3 separate regions of the Mus musculus genome follow, and all the other regions are linked to region 1. A link is a loop called in an ENCODE intact Hi-C map of the cell type or tissue named here. Cell type or tissue: left cerebral cortex. All regions are shown on one strand.

What was found. A loop is a pair of places that touch in the nucleus more often than their neighbours do. Peaks named below come from ENCODE experiments on the same cell type or tissue, not always from the same donor. Only the 100,000 strongest peaks of a DNase experiment are listed, where the experiment ranks them.
Region 2: a loop joins it to region 1, with 6 times the contacts of the local background. A loop is called at or near these places in 4 of 42 quality-filtered maps.
Region 3: a loop joins it to region 1, with 4 times the contacts of the local background. A loop is called at or near these places in 2 of 42 quality-filtered maps.

The regions. Positions count from the first base shown.
Region 1 is chr7:129,646,717-129,650,716 of GRCm38, reverse strand. It overlaps Gm33122 (a long non-coding RNA gene), which reads left to right. Exons shown (of 5, transcript XR_869975.1): 4 at 1-21. Among named protein-coding and RNA genes, the nearest start is that of Gm51499, 2.6 kb to the left of the region's middle. In left cerebral cortex, a CTCF peak has its summit at 1,562 (motif pointing left); a DNase peak (open chromatin) is centred at 1,553.
Region 2 is chr7:130,760,678-130,764,677 of GRCm38, reverse strand. Tacc2 (transforming, acidic coiled-coil containing protein 2) reads right to left here. Exons shown (of 22, transcript NM_001004468.3): 22 at 1-424. The coding sequence ends at 359. Among named protein-coding and RNA genes, the nearest start is that of Btbd16, 11 kb to the left of the region's middle. In left cerebral cortex, CTCF peaks have their summits at 1,852 (motif pointing right) and 2,461 (motif pointing left); DNase peaks (open chromatin) are centred at 571, 1,857 and 2,422.
Region 3 is chr7:130,531,388-130,535,387 of GRCm38, reverse strand. It overlaps Nsmce4a (NSE4 homolog A, SMC5-SMC6 complex component), which reads left to right. Exons shown (of 11, transcript NM_001162855.1): 9 at 1,527-1,618; 10 at 1,722-1,811; 11 at 2,696-2,862. The coding sequence ends at 1,796. Among named protein-coding and RNA genes, the nearest start is that of Gm4275, 14 kb to the right of the region's middle. In left cerebral cortex, CTCF peaks have their summits at 34 (motif pointing left) and 1,917; a DNase peak (open chromatin) is centred at 1,909.

The sequences.
Region 1 (4,000 bases):
TGTGTTCCAGGCTGGTCACAGGTATGAGTCCCAGCTGGATGACAGTACTTACACCTGTGCTAAACAGAGTCTTTGGGGCCTGTAGGATCCTGCAGGGGTCACAGCCATCAATGCAGTTACTAGATCTTAGGACTGGGGGAGTCGGCAGAGCTGCTGAGAGTGGTAGACAATATGCTGCGGCCTTGACTGTCTGTGGGGGTCCGTAGATGGGGATATGCTCTTGGATCTGGAGCCTCCATGGGCGCCCATGTAACCTTAGGTCTGTGTGCCTCTCCCCGGATCTCTTTGATGTCCAGCAGGTGACAGCCTCATCTAAAGTGTGATGGTGGTGACAGGCAGGAGGCCGCCCACTGCTGTGGTACATGGGGAAGCAACTTAAGGAAGGAAAGGACAGGATTGTTTCTGACACACGGTTTAAGGGGACACAGTCCTTTGTGTCTGGGAAGCATGCAGCGGGGTGTGAAAGGTGTCCCATTGTCACAGTCAGGGAACAGAGATGAACGCCCGTGCTCAGCTTGCTTTCTCTTTTTGACTCTGTCCAAGATGTCAGTTCAAGGCATGGTGCCACCCACTTTCAAAATGAACCTTTCCACCTTAGCTGAACCTCCTTAGACCTACGGTCACAGACACACCCAAGGGCTGTGTCTCCCAAGTGATTTCAAATTCAGTTAGCAAGGGTGATTAATCAGCACGGGGTGTATAGAATGTGGGCAGTGGGGCCTGATGGGATTACTCGCCCTTTCTCTGTCTCTCTCTGTCTGTGTCTGTCTGTCTGTCTGTCTGTCTGTCTGTCTGTCTGTCTCTCACACACACAACACACACACACACACACACATACAGGAGGACACATCCTTGCATCTCAGGGGACTGTAATGTATACACTCCAGTGCCACTGACACCAGCAGCAGTGTGGGGCTGCAGGTGACACCAGGGAAGCTGCAGATTTTGCTCACGTGATCCAGAACTCAGGGATGTGGAAAGCCTGACTCCAGGAGAGGAGGGGCATGAGGACCAGATGGGTTGTCGAGGCACTGTCGGAAGTCACCTACTGATCGGATCTGCTAAAGGCTCTTTCTTTCCAGCCGCCTGTGGAGTGGAATTCCTGAGGCCCACATGGGAGCTCACAGTTGCCCTTCATACATCCCACAGTCCTCCCATGCCCCTAAGTTCCCACAAAAAGGAGCCTTGCCCCCAAGGCACTGGCCTACTTCACTCCTATGAGAGACAGTGAACTTAGAAAGGGGTAGCATTAGGAGTTCTGTGCCCTGTCTTGAGCCTGCTACCAGCATGTAACTACAGGCCACATCTTCCCCACCAGGCCTTTCTCTGTAGGCAGAGGGATTATGGCGTTGATTTAAAACTCAGAGAAGATTTCGTGGGAAGCTTCTCTACTCAAAAAAAAAAAAAAAAAAAAGCAAGTAGCAATCAGGGATATCTTGCTCCGTTGGCTAATGGTTCTGGAGTGCTGAACCACCCAGCAGGGGTTCTACCAAGAGACTAGAGTTCTCTTTCTGGGAAGTGATTAAACTCCATGTACTGATCTTTGCTGCCCTCTGCTGGCCACAGCTGGCTGAGACACAAGGACACACGCTCCATGCATCTCAGACACAGCAGCCCTGAGAGATGGGGAACCTGATATTCAGAATGGGCAGGGCTTCCTCCAGGTCACACAGAATCAGCCCTGCGCTTGCCTCCTCTTCAGCGAAGCGGTTACTCCTGCGCCAACAGCAGCATTTCACTCAGAGACTCCATAGATAGGCACCTCACTGGACTGTAATCCAGAGGAAGATGGAATCTCACTTTACATGAATTGGCTTAGTCAAACAAGCTGTAGCTCTAATATATGAAGTTTCCTGGATGCTCCGACATGGAGAGGGCATGGAGAGAGTGGGATTTAGAGAGCACGAGGACTCCCCAGTGCTCACCCTTTCCAGGTGAGCTGCAGTCCTGAGAAGGCACTGGACGGTGCCTGGGGATGTGGAAGCAGAGTCTTTTACAACTAGAGTTAAATTATTTCATTATAGGGTAATCTTACTGATAGACTTTATATAGGTCTTAGGAGACAGCTCAGTCAGTAAAGTGGTTTCTGTATAAACAACACTAACACCAAGTTCTCTATCAGGAGGAGGGGGAGGGGGAGGGGGAAGTAGTTGTCATTGTTGTCCTCATCATAGTAATAGCAGCTGTTGTTGTTGTTGTTGTTGTTGTTGTTGTTGTTGTTGCTGTTGTTGCAGAAGGGGGAGAGGCTGTAACAGAGCACCTGGAAGCTGAGCTCCAGTCAAAGAGAACAGAGAGCCTTGGAGATCTGAGGCAGAGGAAGGGCCATTAAGAGACACTTTCCTGTTTGCTCTGAAGTGGGAGGTGCTTCTGGTGCCTGCATGGGACAGGTGATTGGTAGAGCCATTAACTAGACAGTAAAGAAAGGTAAGTAAGCATCCTCGTTAGGGGTTCTCTTGCTGTGAAGAGACACCGTGACTACAGCATTTAACCGGGGCTGGCTGACAGTTTCAGAGGTTTAATCCACTATTGTCATGGCTGGAAACGTGGCAGCGTCCAGGCAGATTTGGTTCTGGAAAGGTAGCTGAGACGTCTACATCTTGGTCCGCAGGCACCAGGAAGAGGCTGAGACATCCTAGACTTCCATGAGCATCTGGAAACCTTAAAGCCTATCCTCAGTGACACACTTGCTCCAAGGAGGCCACACCCACCCCAACAAAGCCACGCCCACTCTAACGAGGCCACACCTCTCAATAGTGCCAGTCCCTGTGAGCCTGTGTGGCCATTCTCATTCAGAGTATCACAGCAAGGAAGGAGAGGAAGGGCAGAGACTGAACACTAGTGTCCATTTTATTCTTGCCCCTTTGGGCTATCTCATGCCTCTAAGTATACTCGGTGATCTAGAATATCCCTGGGTGGGAATTTTCTTAATAATAATATGGTCACCTTGAGAAGACAGTGGTGATGTTCTTAAACTTTGTTTTTTGGTGTTTCTGTCACTGTGGAAAAACTTCCTGACATCAACTGGTAACAGAAGAGTTAATTCTGGCTCACAGGTTCTGAGATTTCAGTCCAAGCTTGGCTACATCTGTTGCTTAAGGAAGGAGGTAAGGCAGAGTCTCTGTGGCACAGGCTGCTCACCTCCCAGTGCTCAGGAAGCAGAGACTCTACCATCCTAGCGACCTTCCTCCTTCTTTCCCTCTTACTTCTGATCCCATGCCTGCAGGACGGTGCTACCTCCATACGTGCAGGGCTCATCTTCCACCTTTAGTTACCTCTAGAAACACCAACAGACACATCCAGAAAAATACTTTACTAATCCCCAAGTGTCTTGATCCAGTCAAAGTGACATGAAGATTAACCAACAGAGGCTATCTGTATACTTGTGAACATGGCAACACCTTGGGACTTGGACACTCAGGGTGAGTGCAAAGAAGACAAGTGTTTCTATGTGGGAAGAACCTAACTCAAGAGGAGCAAGAGAGACTGTGAGTGTGAACACTGAGTGGCCAGAGCCAGCTCAGGCCCTGAAAGGGAGCAATAGGCCTGGGTTGTGGCTCTCATGACCTACTGGACAATCCTTGTAAAAGATTGACGTCAACAGCAAGAACCAGTAACAACTTCCTCCTCCTCCTCCTCCTCCTCTTCTTCTTCTTCTTCTTCCTCCCCTCCTCCTCCTCCTCCTCCTCCTCCTCCTCCTCCTCCTCCTCCTCCTCCTCCTCCTCCTCCTCCTCCTCCTTCTTCTTCTTCTTCTTCTTCTTCTTCTTCTTCTTCAGACAGGATCCCACCCAGGTTGGCCTAGAACTCATGCTATATCCCATATGGCTTCAAACTCATAATGATCCTCCAGCCTCAGCTTTCCTACTGCAGGAGTTGTAGGTATAAGCCACTACACTGGGCTCCAAAGAATCCTTTCTACACACTATGGTCGTGAGCACTCAGAGTCACATACTAGCTCCATGTCCTAGAATAAACCTGGCCCCAGATCTCATCATTGAGGGCT
Region 2 (4,000 bases), 1.1 Mb before region 1:
TTGTACACTCCTTAAGGCAAGAGTCCCGATGCATATGTTCACGTCCCATCAGATGCTGCTCGCCAAAGGCCAAGGCCAAGGCCAGCAATTTGTAGTCTATTAGAGAATCTGACAGTCTCCCTGATACAGGAACTCCGAGGTCAACTTGCTATGAATTATACTAGAAAATGCAAACGGATAGCAAGGAATCCTGGTAGGTCTCGGCACTGCATACGGTCAAACCAACCTTATTTAGAAAGAGGACACAGTAGTGCATACGGAAGTGAAAGGAGACGCTGTTCACGGAATCGGAAGGACAAACAGTTGAGCCGACGCTCGTATTGCACGCAACGGCCAAGTCCACGCACTTGGCCCAGAGTTAGCTTTTTCCCATCTTGGCGATCAGCTCGTCACAAATCTTGGTGAGTTCTTCTATCTCTTTATTCTGAAAATGAAAGACAAGAGAGGTGTTCTTGGTGTTTGAAATTGAGCCAGTTACAGGGCTGGGGCGATGACTCAGTCAGCAAAGCCCATGTGTTGCAAGCTGAAGGATCTGAACTCAGCCCCCAGAATCCCAGAATCCTTCAGATATGGGAGTGCACACCTGCAAGCCCAGTATGGGAGGGAGGCAGACAGAGGGGGATCCTCGGCTAGCCTAGTCTGCTTATTAAGTTCTAGGCCAATGACTGACCCTGTCTTAAAAGTAATCAGAGACACTGGTCAAGTATAAAGGGACCATGAGAGAGGGGAATAGCAGGGTGCAGGTCTCTCACAGGTTGAAGGCAAGTCACCCATTGCTAAAGACACCACTCATTTTGGACAATGGTCTCAGGGGACTTGAGGTGATCTAACTTGAAAGCCTCTGACCTGCTGATCTACTTCCATAGCACCAGAAAACAAGGGGGGAAGGGGAGGGAGGGGGAACTGTAGTCGGGATGTAATATATGAGAGAATATGAAAGAAAAGAAAGTGCTATGAAAGTCAGCAAGGGAGGGAACCAATCCATAGTTCTATTCATCCATGACACCTATGATCACAATGTCCAGCTTTAAAAAAAAATGTATCTAAAGGTGATGGCCACCAACAGTTCTCGGTCTGTTCCATAGGAGGGAAATCCTGCCTGGCACTGGAAACCTCACAGCTACCCAGGACTAGTGAGGTATGGACTTTAGAGAGACCCTACTAGCAACACTTTATTAAAGTAGCACAATTCCTCACTGCCTTCTAGAAGAATTAGCTTCTCCCAGGGATGAGGCTTCTGTTGGTGACTCAAAACACAGTGGTTAGCCCTGAAATAATATATGCGCAAGCAACAAGTATATAAATATACATACCAAAAAGGTTAAAAAAAAAAAAAAAGGGAAGCAAGCAAGCCACCAAGCCAGGTGTGGTGGCACATGTCTGTTTGAGGCTAGCCTGATCTACATAGTGAGTTCCAGGCCACCAGGGCTACAGTGAGACCTGCTTCAACAGCAGCAGCTACTACTACTGTCACTAGTTAATCAGTAGCAACACTGGTCTCCTTGTAGGGGAGTTCACCCAGTCTCTTGGTCTCTTCTAAAGCTATCTACAGGAATTAGAGGAAGTAACTAGAAGCAAAACAAGTTTACATCCTAGCTATGGCTGGTAAGGGTGAGCGAGTTACACAGCCACTCCGAACCTTGGACTCCCCATCTTTAAAACGTTGGTGAGAATGAAATAAGGTAAGAAACGTGCGGTCTTGTAAATACAAAAATACAGTGAGCAGAGTGCAGTGGAGGGCTAGCTAGTATAGCTTTCATCCCTGGGCTAAGTTCCATGGCTCTTACATGGCTTTCCTGACAATGGCCCGGAGTTTAGAGAAATGCTAGCGCTGTTTAGAAGATGCCCAGTAGATGGCGCAGTAAAAGGCGCAGACAGCGATGGAGAGGCAGGCCACTTCAGGGGATTCCTCTCACACAGAAGCTATTCTTTGCTCATTCCTGAAACTCACTTAAAGGCAGATACACACATGCGGCACAGGCAACTGGGTGGCCGTTCCTGTCCTGTAGGATGGGGATCCAGCTGGGAGACGTCCAGCAGATGTGGCTCTACTCTCTGAGGGCTGAGACGCCAGGAGCCCAAGGCTGCTCTTGATCATGCACAAGTGGCCAGCAGCCCTCCCTGAGGACAGAGCTCCTGCATCTCATGTTTTCCTTTGAGATGCTGAGGAAGGTTGGCCTCCACCAACCCCTTTCCTGGAACCTCCTGCATCATGTCTCGGCTCAGCCCATGGCTGTCCCTGGGTTAGGACTCCAGGACTCCACACCACAGTGCCCACCGAACAGGGAACTGTGCCTTCGTGGGAGTGGAGGGGGGTAGCCGGGTGAGGAATCACTGTCTCCTAACAGCTTGACCATGCCTACGTCCTGCCTAGGCATACTCTGAGGCTCCAGCCCACACAAGTGCTAAAATCTCTGACCACTAATTCTAGTTATTCTCACCACCACTACTGCCCCCTGCTGGCTACAAATGGTAATCTTATTTTGCTGTGAATACCACATGCCAATCACCAAGCTAACGCCTTCCGCCTTCCGGGATGCTACCCCTTTAAAAGGAGCTGCTGTTAACCCATTTTTAGTGAGGAAACAGAGGCTTGGAGAGGTTAAGCGCTATGTGTAAGAGCACACAGCCAGTCAAATAGGAACAGATGTGTCCAGCCTAGAACACAAATTCCAGTTGTGCTTGCAACCACTCAGCTTCATTCTAATGTCTATTAATGTGCAGCGACTCACGGTGGAAGCCCCACAGGCCCACTGGAGGAGATCCGTCCCTAGAGTTAACCCCAGCACCATCAGCCACTACTGGGCAAGTAGCCCCATCGCGGAGCCCAGCATCTTGCATGGACCTGCCTTGAATGTGTTTCTGAATTTCTTTAAGACAAGCCTTGTTTGTTATACATCATACTGTCCTCCAGGGCGGAACACCAAGATCAGCTCATTCCTCCGGAAGCTTAGTTAGCGAGGGAATTACCTTTGCAGATAGATTTTAATCTTTGCTATTATCCAAGGCCAAGGGACCCAATTTGTTGGCATCCATGTATTTTAATCTACCGGAAAACACAGCAACACCTTCATTTGCTGCTCTGATTGGGCCAAGGACCTTGGAAATATATATCCTGGCTCCTCCTTCAGGAACTAACACTATATGGTGATTTAAACACATGTCTGATGGAACCTATATTGTGGAAACACTGACAACTGCCCCCCCCACACACACACACAATGACTAGAGGATGTGGTCTTTATTTTAATGGAACATTCCACTTCTATAAAAATATACATAGACCCAACAGCAAACCCGTAATGGTACTCAGTAATCAATGAATGAACAAATGCTTGGCTTTGCAGCTCTGTGTCTTGTCTCCATGGTGACTGCTTTGAACAATCAGCAGAGTCCAGAAATCACTCGTAGCTACAGTAGTCGCCATATGGCAATGGTTTGCCCTTCTCTTTCTAGAACAGTTCTTGGGTCAACTGACCAGCAGCCGTTACCTTTGTTTATCCTGGAAGAACGGGGCTAAATGATTCTCCAGAGTTGTTTTTGGAAGTGGGGTGGGGTTAGTATCACACTTGACATCAGGTAAATTCTCTTATCTAAAATATTTTCAGGGCTAAAGGGGACTGAGGAAGCAAGATGGAGGACGAGGCTCACCAGGGCCATACGATTGGTAGAGTGTGTGAGCGTCTGACCAGGTTCATTGCCAGGCTTTCTCTGACAGCACCTAGCAGAGGGAGTCAACACCCACCAGGGCAAAGGAGACTGGTACTCAGCCTAGACACCCTGCCTTCTTTGGACCACCCAGAACTGGAGTGTTTCTAGGATGGCAGAGGGCTTCACTGGGGCATCCAGGGACACAGTGGGTAAGTAGTAGGGTAGGTGGGCACACTGGAAATCAGGAAACCTAGGCATAGACTGAGTGACCTTTGGAGTTTATCTGAATGTGCCTGGCTCTGCCATCGCCCATCTTCTGTCAGCGGACTGGTGGGTTCCCCACCCACTC
Region 3 (4,000 bases), 880 kb before region 1:
TCACAAACATCTGTAGTGGGATCTGGTGCCCTCTTCTGGTGTGTCTGAGGACAGCTATAATGTACTCACATAAACAAATAAATCTTTTAAAAAGTCCAAAAAAAATAGACTTTATGAAATCCATTTTGTTTTGCTAAATGTAAGGTCTTTTTCTGTTTTTCTTCTTTTCTTCTTTCCTCCCCCCAACCCCGCAAATAGCCCAGGCTAGCCTGAAATTTGTTTTGTAGTCTAGGCTGGCCTTAAACTTTCAGTCTTCTTAGTGCTGGGATTAAAAGCTTCTGGTTTTTTGTTATGTTTTTGTTTTGTGTTTTTTTGTTTGTTTTGAGACAGGGTCTGTATCCATAACCCTGGCTGTCCAGGAAGTTACTACATAAACCAGTCAGACCTGGTACACTGTGATCTGCCTGCCTCTGTCTCCCAAGAGTGGGGAAGGAAGGCTTGTGCCACTACAAAAATTTTATTTTCTTGTTTTTTAAACCAAAGAAGTTCTGCTACTGAGATGGTCTCACAATGTGTCCCTGGCTAGCCTAGAACTTCTGTGTAGAACACACTAGCTTTAAACTCAAAGAGATCCACTTGTTTATGTCTTCTGGGTATTTGGATCAAAAGCATGGGCCATCATGCCTGGTAAATTCCCATTTTAATAAAATTGATGTAAACAAAATGTATCTGTCCTAGTTAACTGAAAATTCTGAAAATAGGATGGTTTTAAAACCTGGGCAGTGGTGGTGCACGCCTTTATTGCCAGCACTTGGGAGGCAGAGGCAGGCGGATTTCTGAGTTTGAGGCCAGCCTGGTCTACAGAGCGAGTTCCAGGACAGCAAGCGCTACCCAGAAAAACCATCTTGAAAAAAAAAAAGATTAACAAAATGATAAATCCCCCTAACTTTTTTTTTTAAGTTTTATTTATTATTATACATAAGTACGCTGTAGCTGTCTTCAGATGCACCAGAAGAGGGCATCAGATCTCATTATGGATGGTTGTGAGCCACCATGTGGTTGCTGGGATTTGAACTCAGGACCTTTGGAAGAGCAGTCGGTGCTCTTAACCATTGAGCCATCTCTCCAGCCCCCCCCCCCCCCAACTTTTACTGTTTGTAACTTTTGTAGCTTCCTTCTTTCTGACCACCACTGTCCATGTGGCCAAAGCCTTCCCTCCGAGGTTCTGTTCTCTCTTGCTCTTATCTGCATACAATCTCTCTCACTCATGCCCTTCTGAAGTCCCTTATGGAGAACTAAGGACTTCCAATGCAGTTATTTGTTCCATGCGCTTGGCTTCCTCTTGGACTCACTAAGGTTTAGCTAAGTGGCTAGTGCACAGATAAGCTAAACGTTCAGAAAAAGACCCCATGATCAGTGTGGGAATCAGCGGGGTTACTTGCTCCGCTACTCAACTGCTTGTAGTACGTGATATCTAGGCAGCACATACAAGTATCTTCTCAGTACAAGCTTCAATCCTATGATCGTTTGCTGTTCAAGTTACCTGTTCTGACTGATAATGTTTGAAATCTTTGTCTTTTAAACAGAGCCAGTGATTAATGAAGAAAGTGAGGGAATTGACCACAACATTCAAATTAGGAGTCAAGGAATTATAGCTCTGAGTTACCATGACTGGGAGGTAAGGCCCTGCAGGCCCTGCGGGTCACCCCAGGGCGGTTCTGACCTGGTCCTCCTTCCCTACGAATGTTCCCACTGCCTAAGTGTTCGTCGTTTCTGAGCAGGAGATTGTGAAGACCTTTGAGATTTCGGAGCCTGTGATCCCGCTGAGTCAGAGCCAGCAGCGGCTCAGTGCCTGATGCCAGCAGCGGAAGGTACCGTTTCCCACACGACAGACAGCCACACAGTTGGATTAAAGTTGTATTAGGCAACCCCGAGCCTTAGTAGTTCCTCCTGCCCAGGCCATCTGGGGTTTGTCTCCCTCTAGCGTCCGGTTCCTGAACTGTAACTGGTAAAGGCAGGCAGGAGCGGGAGGCCAGCTACCGTGACCATGGTGTTCCTGAGCTCTATAGATGAAAAAGCAGCGGGGGGGGGGGGGGGGGGGGGGGATGATTGTTCGTGGGCTTGTTTTCACTAATTGAGTACATGAAATATGGAGACTTCTCCAGTGTTGTGATGGCACGAAGCAGAAAAGGAAGGTGGCAGTAGCATTCCCTCAGGGGAATACTAGTAAATGCACATTTCGGAAATGAATTATGCTATGAAAAAAAAAAAAAAACCTTCATTTTTACGAAGGGGGACATTTCTAGAAAGAAATCTTAGTAACAACTGGTATTCTGTCCTGAAGACAGCCATGGGTGGAATCGACCTTGAGTCTGTTGACCCTGCCCCTTGATTTTAAAACCTTGTGGGGTTAATTCGATTTACACGTTTTCCTTATCTGTAAGTCTGTTTATAAAATAACTGATCACTTTAGCTTCATCTTTTTTTCTAATTTTGAGAATTAAATTGAGCTTTTAAAGCACTTTATATAAATTCAGTGCGTATTTCAGTTGACTGAACTTTTGTTCCAAGAGAGCTTACCTCTGTCAGAGCATCTTGAGGGGAAGGGAACTAACTCTGTGAGGAGTGCAGCCTTTTAACCTGGCCCTACTCGGTGACAAGGGGCTGGTCACTAGACTGCATTTATGTGTATACTGCGAGTTTTGGGTTATCAGCTAATAACCAGCTGTCTTCCCTCTTATTTTATGTTTTTTAGGCCTGAAGGCAACAGTGAAACCCTGAAAGGGCAGCAGCATGTATTGTATATATGTATGATTAAATGTTTTTAAAGATGAAGATTTGTTTTTGGTAAAATGTAGCTTTTGATAGTTATTGGATCTGTCATGGTTGTCTTTGATTAAAGGAAATCCACTGCCATAGTCACAACGTGATCGTTTTTATTGTCTCTGGGAGTGTGTGTTAGGAGTGGGGTCCTCTTTTTTCCTAGTCCTGTCCCAATGAAGGTTTTACATAGGATGTTAGTGCCTGATAGATAACATAGTGTTTTTTATGTCTCTTTAGTTGTAAAGTTAGCTGGCCAAGCCAACAGATAGGTTGTCCCGAGATGAAATTTTTTTCCCTTTCGTGGGTTAAAAAATGGTTAAATATTTTTGGTGTGGCTTGGCCTATGCTTTACACCCAAGGAGCTATTACATCGTCTGGCAAGTCAGGCTGGGCTATGCCCCTAGCAGCACCAAGTGTCAGTCCATCCTGCTGCCAGTTCCTCTGCCCCGCTCATCCACGTTGGGCTTTCTAGTCGGCCCTTGATGGTTTCTGGGTTCCTTCTCCCGAGCTTTCTGCTTTAAGACTTTCCCTCCTATTTCAGGTACTCTTTCAGCACAAGGCTCTGGATTCAGGTTCCTCCTGTCTCCCAGGAGGTTGCTTTCTACTTTGTCTGGGGGTCACCCTTCACCATAAGAGTCTATGATTTTCATCAGGCTGTCTTCTTTAAGTAAGAATCACTTGGTGGCTGGAGAGATGGCTCGGTGAGTGACTGTCTCGTGCCCACATTAAAGTGGAAGAGGAGAATCAGCTCTACAGCTCTGGCCGCCACCTGGGAGCCGTGTGACTGTGCTCACTCCGCATGACCTGCCCTCACGAGTAATACATGAGAATTTAGTAAGAGCCGGGCGTGGTGGCGCACGCCTTTAATCCCAGCACTTGGGAGGCAGAGGCAGGCGGATTTCGGAGTTCGAGGCCAGCCTGGTCTACAGAGTGAGTTCCAGGACAGCCAGGGCTACACAGAGAAACCCTGTCTCGAAAAACCAAAAAAAAAAAAAAAAGAAAGAAAGAAAGAAAAAAGGATTCAGTAAGAATCACTTGGAAATCTAATCTACTGGCGAACCCTGGCGGAGGAGTCCCTCCTTTCCTGAGTCTCCTGAGTCTGTGGTATTGAAAGAACCTAGTGGGGAAACCCCACTCAATTTTCGATTCGCGCACCCAAGAATCACGAACAGACGACCATCTTGATGTAAAAGCATGAGGTAGTTTAATGACAGAGCTCCGGGCTGACACATATCTC